Regions from separate parts of the Mus musculus genome. Here region 1 is linked to region 2. The links are chromatin loops, found by intact Hi-C in ENCODE. Cell type or tissue: heart. All regions are shown on one strand. Links, peaks and the distances in the headings refer to the core of each region. The heading gives the core; the rest is flanking DNA. Region 1 holds the start of Spr (sepiapterin reductase). Region 2 holds the start of Exoc6b (exocyst complex component 6B).

Region 1 (9,283 bases), core at 479-8,478, 68 kb after region 2:
ACAAAACAAAACAGGGATTTCTTTGTCATAAGGAAACAGAAGTTCAGAGAAGGGTGGGGACCTGCTCAAGACAAGCATGGGAATGTCTAGGCTCTGGAATCTTATGTGTTCTCCTACTGGTCTGAGAGAAGCTATCCAGATGGAACCTCGGTCCCCTTGAAGACGCTGACACAGGAGCAGTGCAGTGTGTGAGAGATCTTGCTACAGGGCAGCAAGGGCAGGGCACCTGGTCCCTTAGAAGGCTGTGTGTGATGTCACAAGGCAGTAGTGGAGGTGGTAGTGTAGCTCAGTTGGAAGTGTTTACCCATGCATGAAGGACTGGCCTCCATCCCCACCACTGCATAAACCTAGGCATGGCTGTGCATGCCTACAATCCCTGCCCTTGGGTGGACGCAGGAGGATCAGAAGCTCAGGGTCATTTTACAGTTTGAGGGCAGCCTTAGCTACAAGAGGCCTTGCCAAAAATAAAAGAGGCAACAACTGGGTTTTATCAACCCTGGGGCATTCAGTGCCAAACACAAAACACCAGCCTACTCTGCACTCATGATGACCCTTTGGGATGGGAGCTATGATTTAATTAAGTGTGCTGTAAGGATCAGTCTTTTCAGAGGCACAGAGCTGTGGGTTACAGCTTGTAAGCAGCAGCCCAGGGGTCTGAACTCAGCCATTACCATTCCAGAGACTCCACTGGGAAAGGGGATAGAAGTCACCTAACCCCTTCCACCTTGGGGAATCCTGCAGGACCTGCACAATAGAGGCATAGCCTGAAGGAAGGACAGGCCCCACCTTTCCAGGTTGCATAGCCCCAGTCCGCCCTCTGCTGGGCACAGGGAGAGTCGGTGGGTTCTTTTAACAAGCAGATGCAGAGCAGGGCTGTCATTTTGTTGTTTGTTTTTGATGGCTGGGGACTGTATGGCCCTTGTCAAGTGTGCCAAGAGGCTGTCTGCAGACCAGTCCCACTGAGTGTCCAACCCATGACTGTGGACTGCACAAGAACCAGAGCCCTCAGCACGTCCTTCATGGATCCCATCTATCCTTTCCTGAAGGCCTGTTGGTTCTAAGTCTGTACCACAGCAGGCCAAGGGCCACAGGGACAGTGCCAAGAGGGCTTGTCATGGGAGCTGGGACCTTTTCATAGTACCGCCATGTGGGCAGGGTGTGAAGTGGCTATCAAAGCAGCCCTCACTGGTCAGCACTGTCTGCTGTGTGCTGGGCACTGAGGATCGATTGTCACTGACTGGGTTCTAGGACCCTCAGGGAAATGTCAGCCCAGGTGGGTCAGTGTGGACAGAAGCGTGAGAAGGGCACAGGTCTTCCGGGACATCCATCTTGATGACTTTGGACCTGTGCCTACCACTATGTGGACCTGGATGAAAGAAGGCAGACAGCTCTCTGCCTTCGCTCTGAAAAATAAGAGCAGTAAAGTTCTTGTCTGAAGAACCAGGGTCATTCCTGGGCCTGTTAGAAGAGGTTAGCAGGTATTCATGAAGGACAACGCACACTCTATTGCATCTGCCTCATAACTATGTATTTGGACCAGAGTCAAGGGAAGACCAGTGAACACCACAGGATGCAGGCAGTACAACAAACAAATGAAGTTCAAGGAGCATCCATCCAGACGTGATGCCCTCCGTCCTCTCTGTGCATCAGAGCCCACCCTCCTCACCCCACAGACTGACCACAAACAAGAGCCTCAACCTCATCCGTCCAGTGTTTCTGCTTCTCCTGCTCTTCCCACCTCTAAAGCACTCTTCCAGGGGACAGAGAACTCCAGTGCACATCAGCTCGCTCCCAAGCCTCTGCAGAAGCCTTCCGAGGACTGGCAGTGCCCACCGCTCGCTGCTGGCTGGGTTGAAGGGCTTATATGTGTGTTAGGCAGGGCTTGGGGGGGGGGGGAGAAGGGGGCCACTGTGACAGGACATGAGCTTAACAGTCATAGAAGTCCACATGGGCTCCAGACTGGAAGGTGTCCTTTTGCAGCAAGCCCAGCAGTTTCTGGGCTGAAGTCCCACAGTCCACCAGCGCCCCATCCGACTTCAACTTCTGCAGTTTGCTCCTTAACTCTGGGTCCTTGGAGGTTTCCCGAGCCAACTGCTGCATGTCATTGTCCAGGGGACCTGGTGGGTGGAAGGCACAAGACAGGAGCAGAGGTTGTAGGTCCCTGCTGTGTGTGAATGGTAGAGCCGAGTCAGGACTGGCCAAGGCTCTACCACGTTGCCTGTTAAACGTCTTTCTTTTTTTCAGTTATGTTTTCTCTCTGTATTCTTGAACTTGGGGACCCTCCTACTTTAGTCCTCCAGTGCTTGGACTGCAGGTGAGGACTGCCATACCACGTTATGACTGAGCTTTGGGTTCAAAGCTAAGTCTATTAAGCATTGTGTAAAATCAAGTCATCCTCTGTTGTCTAGGTAACACCGCTTGCTGACTTCCCATTGTACTAACAGATAGGTAACCTTGCAGGTTCCCCACTCCACCTACAGCCAACCAGGGGGCAGGTGAGACCTTCAGCATCTTCAAACCCTGACAAGCAGTTAGGTGCGTGTCACAACCTTGGTTTTCTCCTTACTTCAAGACCTCCTCTTAGACTTCTGATAAATTCATCTGGCTGCACTTTTCTGGGCCTGCAGAGCTTCCCCAAACCCCTGGATGGGCTGCTTAGTTGCTCTAGTGCTTCCTGTACAAGCCTGAGGACCTGAGTTCAAATCCCCAGTAAAAAGCTGAGTGTATGGGATAGAGAGATAGACGGCTCCCTGCTAAGAGCAGCTCCTGTTCTTGCAGAGAACTGGGGTTTGAGTCCCAGTCCCAACTAGGCAACTGACAAGTATTTGTGACTCCAGTTAAACACGATGTGTTGTCCTCATCTGGCCTGTGCAGGTACTGCATACATGTGATAACCACTGTTCAAGCAAAACACACACACACACACACACACACACACACACACACAACACACACAGAGGGAGTGAGCCGGGGTGGGAGGGAGGGAGAGAGAGAGAGAGAGAGAGAGAGAGAGAGAGAGAGAGAGAGACAGACCTGTCACTTTCTAACAAGCTTTGTCACTCTTACTTGCATTTCTGGAAAATGTCTCCTGTTTGCTTATGGAATTGTGAAACCTCCCAAAATTTAATGGCGTTTTAGGGGCAGAAAAATCACAAGGCCTGGAAGAGCACTTGGCTAACATTTGGAAGTCCTTCAGCCAGACCCTCCCCTGTTCCTCTCGCTCTCTTGTGTTTTGAGACTCTCTTGGAGCCCGTGCAGGCTCTGACTTGCTGTGTCCTCAGGGCTGGCTTTGAGCTTCTGCTCAGTTCTCAGCTGTTCTGCCTTGCCCCGTTTTATCTCCTTGAGCACCACTGGGCAGAGGCTTGCTCTCTTTCCTAACAGACATCTCCATCTTTGTAACCTGTTAGAAGATTCTTCCAGAGACTGAAATGAGAACTAGGCTGGCCCTGTTGTCTCCAGGCTCAGGGGGAGGTTCTCAGTTCCTCCATGAAAACTGAGGCAGCCTCCAGAGAGCTAACTTAGCTCTGGGCCCTTCTGGAACTGGCTCCCCTCCTGGCTGTGGTTTACACGTGATCGCTGCTGTCTGAAGGCGCCTAGGCTGAGCTCAGAGCAGGTGAGCTGGATATTGGAACAAGAAATATCTTGCATGTGTGCATAGGGCAGGTGCTACATGAGATGAGGAAACATAGTATAGATCAAGAAGTTAGAGGCAAACTTGGATCCTGGTCCTGCCTCCCTCCAGCGTTAGACAGACCATTTTGCCTGTGTCTCCAGAATCCTGTCCTAGTCCAAAGAGGTACAGACAATTGGATCTCACCCCTTAGCTGCTCATTCTATTACATGTTGCTACCTTTTAAGCAGAAATCACAAGTTTAGAAGAAAGGCACAGTGGCATCTTAATAGGCTAGAGGGACAAGACAAGGTCTCAGAAGTCCTCGTACCCTAAATGTCCATAAGAACAGCGGCCCTGTCTTCTCCATGCTAGCACCCTCTGCATTCCACTCAGCGTCCAGCACGGCTCAGCCTGAGGTGCTCACCACTCACCACTATCTCTTTGCTTGTCTTTGAACATTCCATGTGTCCATCCTCCATACAGCTTTATTGGGTGTCGGGCACACATGGAGGAACAGTATGTGTCCCTTGAGGGACAAAAGCAGACAGCTGAACATATAAAGGCATTTTGTTTTTTTCAGTTTTAGTCTTAATGCATTTTATGTGTCTGGATGTTTATCCCACCTGCTAATCGGACAAGTCCTGAGGCTGAGTACCTCGGCCCCTGACTGCTCCAACGTCTTGGGAGTCTGTATTTTTCTTACGAAGTGAGGAGTCATTACCAGAGGTAGTAGGGGCCCGATAGTCTTTGGATTCTTTGTGTGTGTGTGTGTGTCACATTTTTTAAATTTATTTTTTATTAGATATTTTCTTTATACACATTTCAAATGCTATCCCGAAAGTTCCCTATACCCTCCCTCCGCCCTGCTCCCCTACCCACCCACTCCTGCTTCTTGGCCCTGGCATTCCCCTATACTGGGGCATATAAGGTGTCTTTGGATTCTTTATGGAGAATATAGATCAGGTTCCCCTCCTTGCCTAGCCCCCAGAAAGGTACCAGCTAAGTCTAGGGACAGCACTGTCAGGAGCACCCACCTACCTGGAGCATAGCTCAGCACCCGCACACTCGGTTCCTCAGCAGCCAGGACCTGGTAGAGCATGTCTCGGGCAGCCTTCCCCGCACAGTACAGACCCCAGCCTTTGTAGGGCTGCAGGGCACACAGAGATGAGATGTTAACCACAGTCTTGCTCAGGCCAGGGCTATCCTGGAAGGCATTCAAGGTGCCGGAAGTCAAACAGAGCATGGAGGTCAGGTTCAGAGCCCAGTAGTTGTTCACCTCAGCTAGGTCATTCACGTTGAGGAAGCCTTTGGAAACATCCCCAAGAGTGGCTGAAAAAAAAAAAAAACGGGACCAAAGAAATGACACAACTGGGGCACTCTTCTCCCTCAGCCTTCCACAGTTCCTCCTCATAGGCTATCTCTCTGCCCCAGCTCTGCAGACACCCCTAATGCAAGCAAAGAATACTGTAGTAAAGCAGAGTGATTTGTTCAAAAAGTCTTGACTCACACATCCGCCAGGAGGCACTGTCGCCCCGTAGTGACACTGATACACCCTCCCTCCTCTTGGACTTTGGACTTTTAGGGACTTGCCCTTCACCTACCCAAAAGCCTATGAGGTAAGAGCTCGCAGCCGGGGTCTGGACGGGACTCTCACCTGCGTTGTTGATGAGCAGCAGGCGCTGCAGCCCCTCGGGCCTCGGGAGCTCGCGTACTGCGCTCAGCAACCGCTGCACGCCAGCCTCGGTGCCCAGATCGGCGGCTGCCAGCACCACTTTCAGGTCAGGCTGCTGAGCGCCCAGCTCCTCCTTCAGTTGCCGCAGCATCGACTCACTGCGTGCGCTTACGAGCATCACGGAACCGGGAGACAGCAACCGGGCCAGCTGCGGGGCCAGGGCGCGACCAAAGCCCCGGGAGGCCCCGGTCAACACGCACACAGCGCAGCCCAGCCCGCCTGCCTCCATGCCTGGAACTCAGACTCATGCGCAGCTACTGAACCAGGACGGGGCGGAGCCTATTCTTGGCTTGGGACGGCGGAAGTTCGGGCCAGAATCCACTGGTGTTTGGGCGGGGGAAAAAAAAGCCAGGCAGCCGGGCCTCGGCAGGAAATCCTAATCCCCTTCCCAGCGCTTCCGGGTTCCCCTTGAGCGCCACTCCCACAAACTCAGCCCCTTTCTGAGAGGCGCGTTCTCAATTTCCACCCTGTTCCAGGATCAGCTTCCTCCTCCAGGGTTAAGGTTTGTCTTTATCCATACAGGACATACCAGTTAGAGACCAGTGACAGCCTTGGATGAAGTGTGTAGAGCTTGTGGTCCCTTTGCACTCTGATTAACAGAAGCCTTCTCTGGAAAAGCACAGCAGCTTCCCCAGGAGGTGCTAGGCAGACAGAACCAGAAAATGAAGAGCACACACAGGGGAAGAGAAAGGCTGAGAATCACAACAATCTCACGAACAAGACTCATCACCGTCAGTGAAAACGCTTGGTTCCTTGGGACCTGTGTACTTATCCTTCAACCTGCGTCATGCACTCTAGAAACAACTTCATAATCTCAAATGGGAAAGAAAAATATCCCAGCTCTCTGGAGATGTCTGAGGAGGACAGCAGAGAAAGACATAGAGATTGCTTTGATCCATTTTTAGTCTGAGGTGAGCTAGAGTCCATCGGAATTACAGGCAGGCAGGCCAGCGGCTAGCTCCTCTTTGTTTCAGAAAGTTCAAGTGGTAGGACTAGTCACTTAGCCTGGTCAGATTGGGAAACCAGCAATCAGTAGGGGCCATTCTCAAGTTCCAATTTTTTTTTTTTAAATTGAATGAGGCTTTTGTCCTAGGCCAACGAAATAGGGGACCTAGAGCGATGCAAATCCTGTAGGCCTATATGAGAAGAGAGCCGGAATGTCTCTCTATAGGTTTTTAAAAAACACTGTCTTGTGCCAAATCAACACGTCATTAATGCCTTTTCTCTATGCCAAAGTTCCCTTTCAGCAGAACTGTATATTTAAAACTACTTACTTACCACTAATCTATTGGATTTGTTATCTTATTTCCAAAGTAGTTGAAGGATCTTCAACAGACATAGTGAGTTCAAGGCCATCATGCTGAGTTTGAACCCCAGAACCGACATTAAAAACACTAAGTGTGACCAGGCAATGGTGGTGCTCCTAGCACACAGGAGGTAGAGGCAGAGGCAGGAGGATTTCTGTAAGTTTGCATCAGCCTGGTTTACAAAGCCAGTTCTAGGACAGACAGCCAGGGCTACACAATGAAACCCTTTCTGAGCCACGTGGCTGCAATGAAACCTTTAATCCCAGCAGTCTGGATACAGCAGTAGGAGACTCCGAGCTTGAGGCCAGTCTGGTCTACAGAGTGAGTTCCAGGCCAGGCAGGGCTACACAATGAGAAACGCTGTCTCAAAAACAAAAAACAAAATTAAAAAACAAAAAACAAAAGCAAAACTTTTTGAAAGATGGACAGGCATAAAGAACTATACACATTGTCCTCTGGCCTCCACCTCCAACTCATCCACTGACAAAGGAATAAGCACACACAGACATACAGACAAAGCCAGGAAAAGAAGAATTTTTTTAAACCAAAGTAAGCATACAGGGTCCTGTTTACATCTCTCCTTTAAAAAAAATCATTTATTTATTTAATGTATGTGAGTACACTGTCCCTTTCTTCAGACATACCAGAAGAGGGTATCAGATCCCATTACAGATGGCTATGAGCCACCATGTGGTTGCTGGGAATTGAACTCAGGACCTCTGGAAGAGCAGTCAGTGCTCTTAACCGCTGAGCCATCTCTTCAGGCCTTATATCTCTTTTTTTTTAAGTATCTTTTTAACATCTTTTTATTTGTTTGTTTGTTTGTTTTTTATGTATATGGGTTTTAGCCTGCATGTATGTCTGTGCACGACATGTGTGCAATGCAAAGTGGTGGCCAGAAGAGGGCCTCTGCTTCCCCAGGGACTGCAGACACAGTCTGCTATGTGGCTAGTGGGAATTAAAACCAATCCTCTTGAGGAGTAGCCTGCTGTTCTTAACTACTCCCATATCTCTCCAGCCCCAGTTTCATCTTTTAAACAATAAAACAAAATGGTAGAGTTTGGTGATGCTGCTTGTAATTTCAGTAATTTCAGGAGGATCAAAACAAAACAATATAACAAAAAGCCCATTTAACAATGTGATTTTACTTCCAATATATAAGAAAGATGCAATGATTAAGGGGTGGGGGGTTGTTAATGTTAGAAATTGATACACATGGCCTTCTTTTTGCCCCAGTGCAGGGCCATCTGCCTTGGCTTCTCTGAGGTGCCTGGTCCCATGCTGCATGGAAGTGAGACATCCAGGTGACCCACAGGGTTGACAAAGCTGGGATCTCATTGCCAGGCCACCAATTGGAACCTACTCTGTAGCAATGAGACTCCCCCAAACCATCCAGCATCCATGGAAGAACTTCCTGGAGTTCTCAGCATTATCACCCTGCCTGAGTCTTCTAAGTCTTACCTACCAGGATGCTCCTGCAGAAAGGAGGTCAGGCCTTGCAAAGGGCCACCTGGGGCTGAAGTCGACCATGGACTTCATCGCTATATTTAGGATAATGCAAGTGCACTCCCACATGATATATTTAATCTGTGTCCTTGTGCACATGCATGTGTGTGCTCAACTTTATGTATACATAGTGTGTGCCGACACATGTACTTCAGGCTCAAATGCCATTTCACAGGTGCTGGACACCTGGACTTTTGGACACAGGCTTTTGCAAAGCCATTGAGGTTGAAATGCACCTGCCTAGCCGGATGATGGTGGCACACGCCTTTAATCAGGAGGAAGAGGAGGATCTCGGTGAGTTCTGGGAAAGCCTGGTCTACAGAGTGAGTTAGTCAGGGCTCAGTATAGAAAGACTGTCTCAAAAAATAAAAATAAAAAAAAGGGGAGGTATGTCTGTCTCCATGTCAAAGTTCTAGGTGACAAGCTTTATTCAGCATGCTGCCTCTCCCCTCGCAGTCTGGGGGAATAAACTCAGACCTCACATGGGAAGCAGGTATTGTTTGCACAGGAAGTCATTGTCCCAGCCTTCTTGTGCTACTCAGTCTCACCCAGGCTGCAGATGTCACACTCTTGACTTGCAGCCCAGCCAATTGAGGGCCAGGAAGAGCAAACAGTGTGTCTATGCAACTTCTTCCACGGACATTCCAAGGCAGCCCAGGAATGGAAGGAGTTTTGTTCCCTTATTATGGTGTGCATGAGAAAAAGGAAGGACAATATCATATTAGGTAGGCGTTCCAGTGCACTCCCCCATCCCCCACCTCCCACCCATTGTTGGTATGAGTTGAAGCAGGGACTCCAGCAAACCAGGTGCACTGACTGACGCGGTGCTGCTGTAGAACGGCCAAAAGGGGGCAGTAGAACATCAGTTTCTGACTGGTTGCAGCAACCTTCTTATTGGCAAAGGGTGGTGTCTCCATGCTCTCCAAACCTTCCTCCCCATTTCCTCCCACGGGACTACCAGGGAGCACTGGATGTATACGTCCTTATTGCTTCCCACAGGGAGCACTGGATGCATACGTCCTTATTGCTTCCCACAGGGAGAGCAAGGAGCACTGGCTGCAGAGATCCCCAGTACCTCCCACCGGGCCAGCAGAGTCCTTACTTCATAGCTCCTCACTGCTGTGC
Region 2 (9,283 bases), core at 921-8,920:
GTCTCTGTCTCTCTCTCTGTCTCTCTCTCTCTCTCTCTCTCTGATTCAACATCCTCTCCTGGCCTCCACAGGCACTGAACAAACACATAGTACATAGACATACACATAAAATTAAAAAATTAAATAAAATAAAATTCTTAGACTCAGTGAGATGATTCAGTGGGTTTCAAAGACACTTCCCACACACTAGAGTTCAATCCTTGGGATCCCCTTGGTAGAAAAAGAGAACGGACTCACACAAGTTGTCCTCTGATCTTCATATGCCCACACACTATGGCACACTCCCAAAAATAAATAGATAAAGTGTAATTTTTAAAATATTTTTTAAAAAAGATGAGCAAGATGGTCTTGGGGGTATAAGAGCACTTGCTGAAAGCCTGAGGGCCTGAGCCCAATATCGGAATTGGAAGGAGAATGAATTCCATAAAGCTGCCCCCGATCTCCACCCAAGCGCCATAGCGTGGATGCACCCCCATACACATCACACACACAATGACCCTGATTCCACAGGGCTCCATGGCACGCAGGCACCCCCACAAATACCATACACACACAACAATAATGATTTCAATCATAACTAAAATATAAAATATTACTAAAGAGGTTACTGTTATAAAAATAAATAATCTATAATGAATGATGTCTTTCCCTTCAATGACTACCAAGGACAGACTTTATTGGAATCTACTAAAAGACTTTCATATATTTTTTTCACATTAAAATTTATAACAGGACCTCCTTTGTCTGGCCAGATGCTACAAACTGTTAAACACTACCAACTTGCTAAAATTCATTATTAGTATTAATGATAGATTCTTTTGGTCCCTACTCAAGGGAGTTAGAGGCAGCAATATATCCGGAATTCAAGGGCAGTCTCAAATATATGGCAATTTTAAGGCCAGTCTAGGCTACCAAAGACCTTGTCTCAAAGATAAAAATGAAACATCCTTCTGATATCTATTTTTGTATAAATAAGTGAAAATCTTGGAGAATGGGGCAATCTGATTTCCTAATTGGCAGCTGCTAGACCCTCCCTTGCTCTCATTGCCTTCAGCAAAAGGGCTATCAGTCAAGCAGATGGCCAAATCGACCTTATACCACTAGACATTTGGAACACTCTGCAGCTGCCTTGGGGAAGCTAAACAATGACCCCAACTGCTTGCTTGCTCTGATCTCCAGAAATGAAAACATATGTCCACACAGAAAACAAAACATAGGTCACTGTTCACAACAACTACAAAATGGAAATGATCAAAATATGCACCAATTTAATGATCAAATAAAATTTTATGGACATAAAGTATGTCCGTAAAATGGAGTATTATTCAGCAATGGAAAGAAATGAAGTACAGATATGCACCTGCACGGATGAGCCTTGAGAACATTACCATAGTAACAAAAAATAATAATTCTTGTATAAGTCTGTTTACACAAAATGTCCACATGTCTAAAATAGCCAGACTCATAGAGAAAGCAAGAAAGAAGCTGGGTGTGGTGATGCACGCCTCCCTGTAAGCCCAGCACTTAGGAGATGGAGGCAAAAGAGTCTGGAATTCAAAGTCATCCTAGACTACATATAACAAGTTCAAAGACACCCCTGAACAACAACAAAAAAAAGTAAGAGGGAAGTAAGAACGGCATGGAGGAGAGGAAACAATGAAAAGTGACTTACAGAATGTGTTTCTCTGGGAAAAGATAAAACGGTTCTAAATTAGACTATGGTCATTGTTGCTCAACTCTGTGAATATACTGCACGTCATTCAGTCACATGTTCTAAACAATATGTAAATCATGTTATACGAATTATAGCTCAACAAAGCTACTTTTTTCAGATGGGATTTCAAATCCCCCTGGCTAGTTTTAAACTTGCTGTGTAGGCAACCATGACCCTGAGCTCCCAATCTTCCTGCCTCCACCACCTAAGTGCTGAGATTGCAGGCATGAACCTCCACACCCAGCTATAAAAATACTTTTTAAATGGCAATATATGTCAGTATTCAAGTTAAAAATTTAAAAACAAAAATTTAGATACAATTAGAGTGAATGCTAATTGCTCTGACCCATCAATCAAAATAAGGAAATGACTACTATTAGTTAAATGTGATGTATAAAAGATGGAGAGATGGCTTAGCGTTTGAGAGCACTACCTACTCTTCCAGAGGACCCAGGTTCAATTCCTAGTATCCACACAGCAGCTCACAACTATCTGCAGGACCTGTTCCAAGGGATTTGCCACCCTCAAACAGATATACATGCAGGCAAAACACTAACATACATAAAATAATTTTTAAAAGAGTAGAAATACAGACATGGAATTTGAAAAATGAAAATATAGGCTGTTGTTCATATTCATAACTGATTTCAAACCAGAATGAATAGTACTTGGGATGTGAGGGTAATCTGCTTGTGACATCTGTAACCCCACTGATCACTATGGCTGACGGGGCTGACATGGCTAGCTAGGCAGGTGTTCCCTTCCTTCTTCATTGCTCAAGAAGCAACCTTCCCAAGCTGCACTGAGGATAACCTCCATGAGCGGAGGACTCTCTTTAGCCAAGGGTTTAACTGTGGTTGTGTCTCTATGCCATAGCCTCAAAAGAAGTTCTCAGCCATGTACGGTTGTGGTGCGTGCCTTTAATCGAAGCTGGAGAGGTAGAGGCAGGCAGATCTCCATGAGTTTCAAGGCCAGCCTGATCTATTTGCTAAGTTCTAGGACAAACAGAGAGCTACATAATAGAGAAACCCTGTCTCAAAAAAAAAAACAAAAAACAAAAACAAAACAAAAAACAAATAAATAAATAAATAACACAAATCCTTGAGCCAGAAACAGCAGGTCTCTGGTTCAGCAGGTAAAGAAAGGCACTTGTTATAGAGCCTAGCAACCTGAGATCAATCCTCAGAATTTACATGATAGAAGAAAAGAACATACCCTGCAAGTTTCCTCTGACCTTCAGAGTGTGCTATGGCATCAGCATGTGTGTGTACACAAACACATACATACATATGTACATACACATATGAATGTTAAAAAAGTTTAATCCACATCTTTTTTTAAGATTTATTTATTATTATATCTAAGAACACTGTAGCTGTCTTCAGATGCACCAGCAGAGGACGTCAGATCTCATTACAGATGGTTGTAAGCCGCCATGTGGTTGCTGGGCTTTGAACTCAGGACCTTAGGAAGAACAGTCTGTGCTCTTAACCACTAAGCCATCTCTCCAGCCCTAATACAAAACTTCTAATACTATAGCCAGAGAAAGCAACTAGACCTAATAGGGTCATGTAATAGTTCCTGCACCTTTTTTATTGTTACTAACAATGTCCTCATAAAGTAAAAGACTTCATAATTCACACACACAGAACCAGAAGAAAAAGAATTCAGTTACAATAATGAAAAAAATTGGGGGAGAATAGGTAACATGTTTAAATTATAATGTATATATTACTAAAGCCAAGATACCAACATGATTAAGTTACAATGTATTACTAAAGCCAAGAAAATTAAACAGCAAAATTCAGTTTATACAAATACACACTACTGGTGCTGGACATAGAGCTCAGTTGGTCGAATGCTCACCTGACAGGCAGCAGCGAGCCTGTTCAGTCACTAGCATGACTGTGATAAAACTAAGCTTGATGAGGCTAAACTATAATCCCAGCTCTTAGGAAGTATGATGAAGATCAGAAGTTCAAGGGTACCCTCAGCTAGAGAGCAAGTATGAAGACAGCCTGGAATAAGGGAAACTACATATCCATGCTAGAAATAAAAGACAAAATGTACTACTATTTCACTGAGGGTTAACACACTAAATCACAGTAATCTAAATTAAAGTTATTTATTACATAAAACAACAGCAATCAGAAACCACAAGCAACTCAAGACAGCATGTCCTGATAAGAAATTCTTCCTAAAATTCTGGTGATTCTAAACCCTCAACTTAACAGACAAATTTCTTAACATAACATTTTCAGTCACTCTACTATCACTTTAGTTACTGAAAGCCAAATAGTAATAGCCACTAATAACATATGTAGGAGAATATTAGTGAGTGACAACTGGGCTTTTAGAAAGGACTACGACGAAATGTAAATCACTGGCCTTTCCCACAAGAAAACAGTAAAGGAGAGGAGCACGACCAAGATCATGGTCATGATGTTGATTCAGAGGAAAAGGAATCAACTCTGTGAAAGAACTGGCACAATAAGAAACGGGAGTTAAAAATCACCTGGGGCAGGGGGAAAGATGGGGTTCAATTCAGTGGAAGAGCATTGTGTGGCATTCCAAGGCTCTGGGTTGTGGGGGTGGGCAGAGGGGAGGAAAGACAAACTATTAAGGACAGTTATTTCCAGGAATGACACTGAGAAAACTTGCTTGGCACCAAAAATGGAGCCTGGAGAAGAATGCTGTGCAAGTGAAGCTAAAAGTAAAAGTCCCAGTCTTGGTCACTCGTGACAGGGACAACTCTCCCCATGAAAATGCCAACACTGATTAGTGATGCTCTATGGAGGGAGGCGCATTGATATATATTGTACAAGGAGGGGTAAAGATGATTTTCAACTCATGTACTGAACAGAGACCAGAAAGTACTACAGGAAAGGATTGGAAGGAACTAGTTCTAGGACACCAGGAAACTGAGGGGGGGGGTGTTCAAAATTGGGCTTGCTGAATAATTTTCAACAGGAAGTACAGCAGATGGCAATCCGCAACTAAGGCAGAACAAAAGTAGCGAAGAATCTGTGGGCTGTGCACAGTTCAGCTGAAGAGGGCTTGCCTGGCACACTGCAAGACATTGTGTTCCATCCACAACACCACAAAAAAATTAAAAAGACGGAAAGGCAGGGTGTTCAGTGCAGTGTCTGAGCTGGGAACAAGAAACCCATTTCCCTTCCTCTGCGACCTTGGATAAGTCACTCCTCTTCCAGGCATCTCGTCTGATACAGAGGGAACGGTAACTGTACCCCAGCGGTAGGATTGCTCAACGGCTTCCATAGATGTGTTTGCACATTAACTCACACAATGCCTCACGCTCTGTGTAACAAGTGCAAGGTAAGTAAGCCGAGAAAGGCCGGGTACGTCCTGACATCTCCACGGGCAATGCAGGTGGAAGCTCTCGGAGAAGGTGTCAGGGGAGGGAGCACAGAGCATGTCCAGGTAGTGGCAAGGTCCTGAGACTACACCTGGACTGGGTCGTCCTCACGAACTGGGCTCTCAGGCGAGGGAAGGTGGGAGGACACTTCCTCCAGGACCGAGAAAACCGGGACGCTCTCGGAGGACCTGTGATGGGCAGTTCCACAGCGCGCAGAGCCGGCGCTTGCTCCTGACTGAAGAGCAGCTAACCAAAGGGAGCGGCGGCCCAGTAGAGCCGCGCCTCACCCTTTCTCCTCAGAGTAGCTCCCCAGCAGGGCCTCGCCCAGGACGCGGGACACCCGCGACTCTCCCCACAGCCAGCCGCCGCGCTCCGCCTGCTCCAGCCGACCCGGCCCCGCCCCAGTACCTGAGCGTGGGCCCGATGCAGGCCGTGTCTGTGCTCTCGATCTCCCTCAGGATCCGCTCGTGCTCCGCCGCCGTCTCCAGGCTCTCCTCCGCCATCTTCGCCCGCTCCATCGCAGGGCGCTGCCGCGCGGCCCTCTCTCAGCGAGTACCCCACGATCCCTCTGCCCAGGATCTGCGGCCGCTGGGCCAGCACCCCGCAGCGCGACCCCGCCCTCGGATGCCACGCCCCCTGGCGTCAGCCGGGCCGCGAGCGTCGCGCGCAGCCCACTGGGATTCGTAGTTCTCTGGGTCAGGCTGAACTGGATTCTGCCCATTCACACACACTGAATCTGCGCAAATTGCCTCTACTTTGATATAGATGCAGAGCTTTACGACACATGTATACAGTGACATCAAATCAGGCAGTGGTACTAACCCAGCACATTTTTTTAAAATCGTTTATGTGTATTTTGCTTGTATGTATATCTGTGCACTACATGTATGCATGGTACCCAAGGAAATCAGCAGAAGGTGTCAGATCACCTGGGACTGGAGTTACAGATGGTTGTGATGTCACTAGTAGGTGCAGGGAAGAACCACAGTGTTCAGTGTTTATCAGCTGAGTCTTCTCTCCAGCCCCTAATATGAAGCCCAGGCTGGCCTTGCACTCATGATCATCCTGTTTCCACTTCTTCTTCTTCTTTTTTTTTTTTTTTTAGATTATAATATAATTATAAGATTTCTCCTTTCCCTTTCCTCCCTTCAAAGCCTCCTACATACCCCTTCCCCACTCCTCTTCAAATTCATGGCCCCTCTATTCACTGTTATTGTATGCATATATGCATATAAATATATACCTAAATATGTTCAGTTTGTATAATGTAACTTGAATGTATGTTTTCAGTACTGGCTGTTTCTGCCTCCACCTCTTAATCATTTCCTATGAGCAAGACCCACCACAACCAGCTTTCTTTTCTTTTCTTTTTTTCTCTTGAGAAAAGGTCCCATTATGTAGTCCTAGATAGAATTGAAATTCATTATGTAGATAAGATTGGCCCTGAACTCACAGATACCTACCTGCCTCAGCCCTCCAAAGTTCTGTATTTAAAGACATCTACCACCACATTTGGCCTTTTTTTATTATTAAAATAAAATTACATCGTTTTTCTACATTCCTTTTTCTTCCTTCCAGTCTACCTATGCACCCCTCACCTCCCACCCCAAAATCCTGGCCTTCTCTTCTCTAATTGTGTGTGAAGATGTGGATGTGTGTCTACACATAAATATACAGTTACAAGCTACTGAGTTGTTCAGTGTTGCATATATGTGATTTCAAGGCTGGCCACTTGGCATTGGATAACCAGCATAGAGGGCTCCCATAGAGAAAGACTCTCTTTCTCTCTCTCTCTCTCCTTTACTTGCCTGTAGTTCATAGGTGAATCTTCCCTGTAGTTTTTAGGAAACACAATCTCACAGCACATTTCCTGATCCTCTGGCTTTGAAATCTTTCTGACCCTCTCTTCAGAAATGTTTCCTGAGTCTTGGGTGCAGGAGTTGTGTTGTAGATGTAACCATTGGGACTGAGAACTCCATGGTCGTTCTTCTCTGTATTCTGACTGTTTGTGGTTTTCTGGAATGGTCACTGTCTGTTGCAAGAAACTTCTTTGGTGAGGTTGGGAGCCACACCTAAACTGTGGTTATAAGGTTATTTAGAATGCTATTAGCAATTATACTGGTTTACTACAGTAGCAGTAGTAGGTTCCCCTCTAAGATCCATAACCACACTAGCCCCAGCTAGTTTACTAGGCTTCCAATACCAGGAATGATTTCCCCCATGCCAAGTGGGCTTTAAATGCAATTAGACATCTTCTGGTTACAACCAAAGTATGATGGCCATTATTGTGCCTTTGGGGATCTCTGACTATGCTGGTAGTTGCTGTAGTTCTTAGGACTGTTGGTTGTCTCCCTCTACTAGTACTTGGAATAGCACCTTCTAGTTCTATGAAAGTTAGTCCTCAGGGAAGAGGTTTTCAGGGCAGATCCAGCTCTAGGTCCTATGTTCAAACTGCACAGTGTCTTCAGCAATAGAGACTTAGCCTCAACCTCTGGCAACCAGGGGCAATGGCAATAGCCTGTATTGTTTCAGGAATCTCTTGGGCTACCCTGACCAACAATTCAAAAGGTGGCTTCTTGTATCGAGTACTGGATTTTTTTTTATTAGGTAGTTTATGGCTCTTAAAGGGAACATTGTCAGCCCAAGTGGCTTAACTTCATTTAAGCTGTATATTCCTATGTATACATGCATTTGTATCAAGTGTAGTTGGGGGTGAATGAAAAATATGATGCCTTGTAGCTTTTACAAGCATCCTTAGTAGCCAGATGTCATTAATCCCAGCACACCGGAGGCAGAGCCAGGCAGATCTCAACACCAGTGGAGGAGTGAGACAGGAGGATCACTGTGAGTTGGAGTACACACTAGTGTACTCCATGGTGAGTTCCATGCCAGCCTGGACTGTAGAGTGAGACCCTACTGAAGAAAGAAAAGAAAAGAAAAGAAAAGAAAAGAAAAGAAAAGAAAAGAAAAGAAAAGAAAAGAAAAGAAAAGAAAAGGAGGAAGGAAATGAGGCCAGTAATATACCTTAGAGAAAAATTGTGCCACAGAGTGAATGCATTTGTGCTTTATCCTAAAGTTCCACTAATATAACAGACCATGTATCAAAAGCACCTAGAAACACATTTCTGATTTTTAAATACAGACTGGAGAGCTTACCTCTAGAAACTGATTCAGTCACTTGCATTTCATAAACTCCCCAGAATGCAATGTATTTTTTATTTGCGTGTGTGTGTGTGTGTGTGTGTGTGTGTGTGTGTGTATTATAAAGGAGGACTTGGAAGGCTTACTAGAGAGCAGGCAGGTTGAACATTACATGAACAGAGAACAGGGTTTTTGTCAAAGAAGGTTCTGAAGAAGCAAAGGGAAGGCTGAGAGTAAATGACTTGGGCCACAGATATAGGACTGTATTAACTGTTGATTAAAAAGGAAAGGCGCGTGGGGTTGAAGAAATAGCTCAGTAGTTAAGAGCACTGGCTACTCTTGCAGAGGACCCAGCACTCACATCATGACTCACAACCATCTGAAACTCCAGTTCCAAGGAATCCAGTGCCTTCTTCTGGCCTCTGTAGGCACCAAGCACACAAGGGGTGCATTACATAGATGCAGACAAAGCACTCATATTCAGAAAATTAAGAAAAAAAACTTTATATAAAAAGAAAAAGATACTTGATAGATATAAATTTATCTCCAAATCATGTTTTGAGTGGAAAAAACAAGGCACAAAACTATGTTCCCACTCGTTTAAATTTTCTATTTTGTTCTTTACACTAGGTATACCAAGCTGGCCTCAAACTCACAGAGACCTATTGAACGCTGCTGGAATTAAAGGCATTCACCACCATGCCTGACCCTACTCGTTTTTGTTTTTTAGATTTATTTTATGGATGTAAACATTTATCTAAAATGCATTTCTGTATACCATGGATATGTCTGGTACTCTTGGAGGTCAGAAGAGAACACTGGATTCCCTAAAACTGGAGTTATAGATGGTTTTGACTTGCCATGTGGGTGCTGGGAATCAAACCCACGTCCTCTGCAAGAACAGCAAGTGCTCTTAACTGCTAAGCCATTTCTCCACCCCACCTCCTTTTTTAAAGAATAAATATTCATGTGCAGCTGGGCATGATAGCACATGCCTCTTATCCTAGTTCTTGGGAGGTAGGAACAAGTTAGAGGTAGCCTGTACCATATGA

What was found. Hi-C counts contacts between places; a loop is a spot of excess contacts. Peaks named below come from ENCODE experiments on the same cell type or tissue, not always from the same donor. Only the 100,000 strongest peaks of a DNase experiment are listed, where the experiment ranks them.
Region 1: a loop joins it to region 2, with 4 times the contacts of the local background. A loop is called at or near these places in 2 of 42 quality-filtered maps.

Annotation. Positions count from the first base shown.
Region 1 is chr6:85,132,172-85,141,454 of GRCm38, forward strand. Spr (sepiapterin reductase) reads right to left here and starts at 5,593. Exons shown (of 3, transcript NM_011467.2): 1 at 5,268-5,593; 2 at 4,652-4,942; 3 at 1,509-2,117. The coding sequence starts at 5,574. The coding sequence ends at 1,927. Gm10444 (a long non-coding RNA gene) reads left to right here and starts at 5,763. Exons shown (of 3, transcript XR_001785286.2): 1 at 5,763-6,256; 2 at 7,889-8,452. In heart, for the core only: CTCF peaks have their summits at 818 (motif pointing left), 5,138, 5,344 and 7,526 (motif pointing right); DNase peaks (open chromatin) are centred at 4,840, 5,230 and 5,640; H3K4me3 peaks cover 1,391 bases; H3K27ac peaks cover 1,298 bases.
Region 2 is chr6:85,063,798-85,073,080 of GRCm38, forward strand. It overlaps Exoc6b (exocyst complex component 6B), which reads right to left and starts at 5,716. Exons shown (of 22, transcript NM_177077.2): 1 at 5,499-5,716. The coding sequence starts at 5,608. In heart, for the core only: a CTCF peak has its summit at 5,729; a DNase peak (open chromatin) is centred at 5,684; H3K4me3 peaks cover 1,668 bases; H3K27ac peaks cover 866 bases.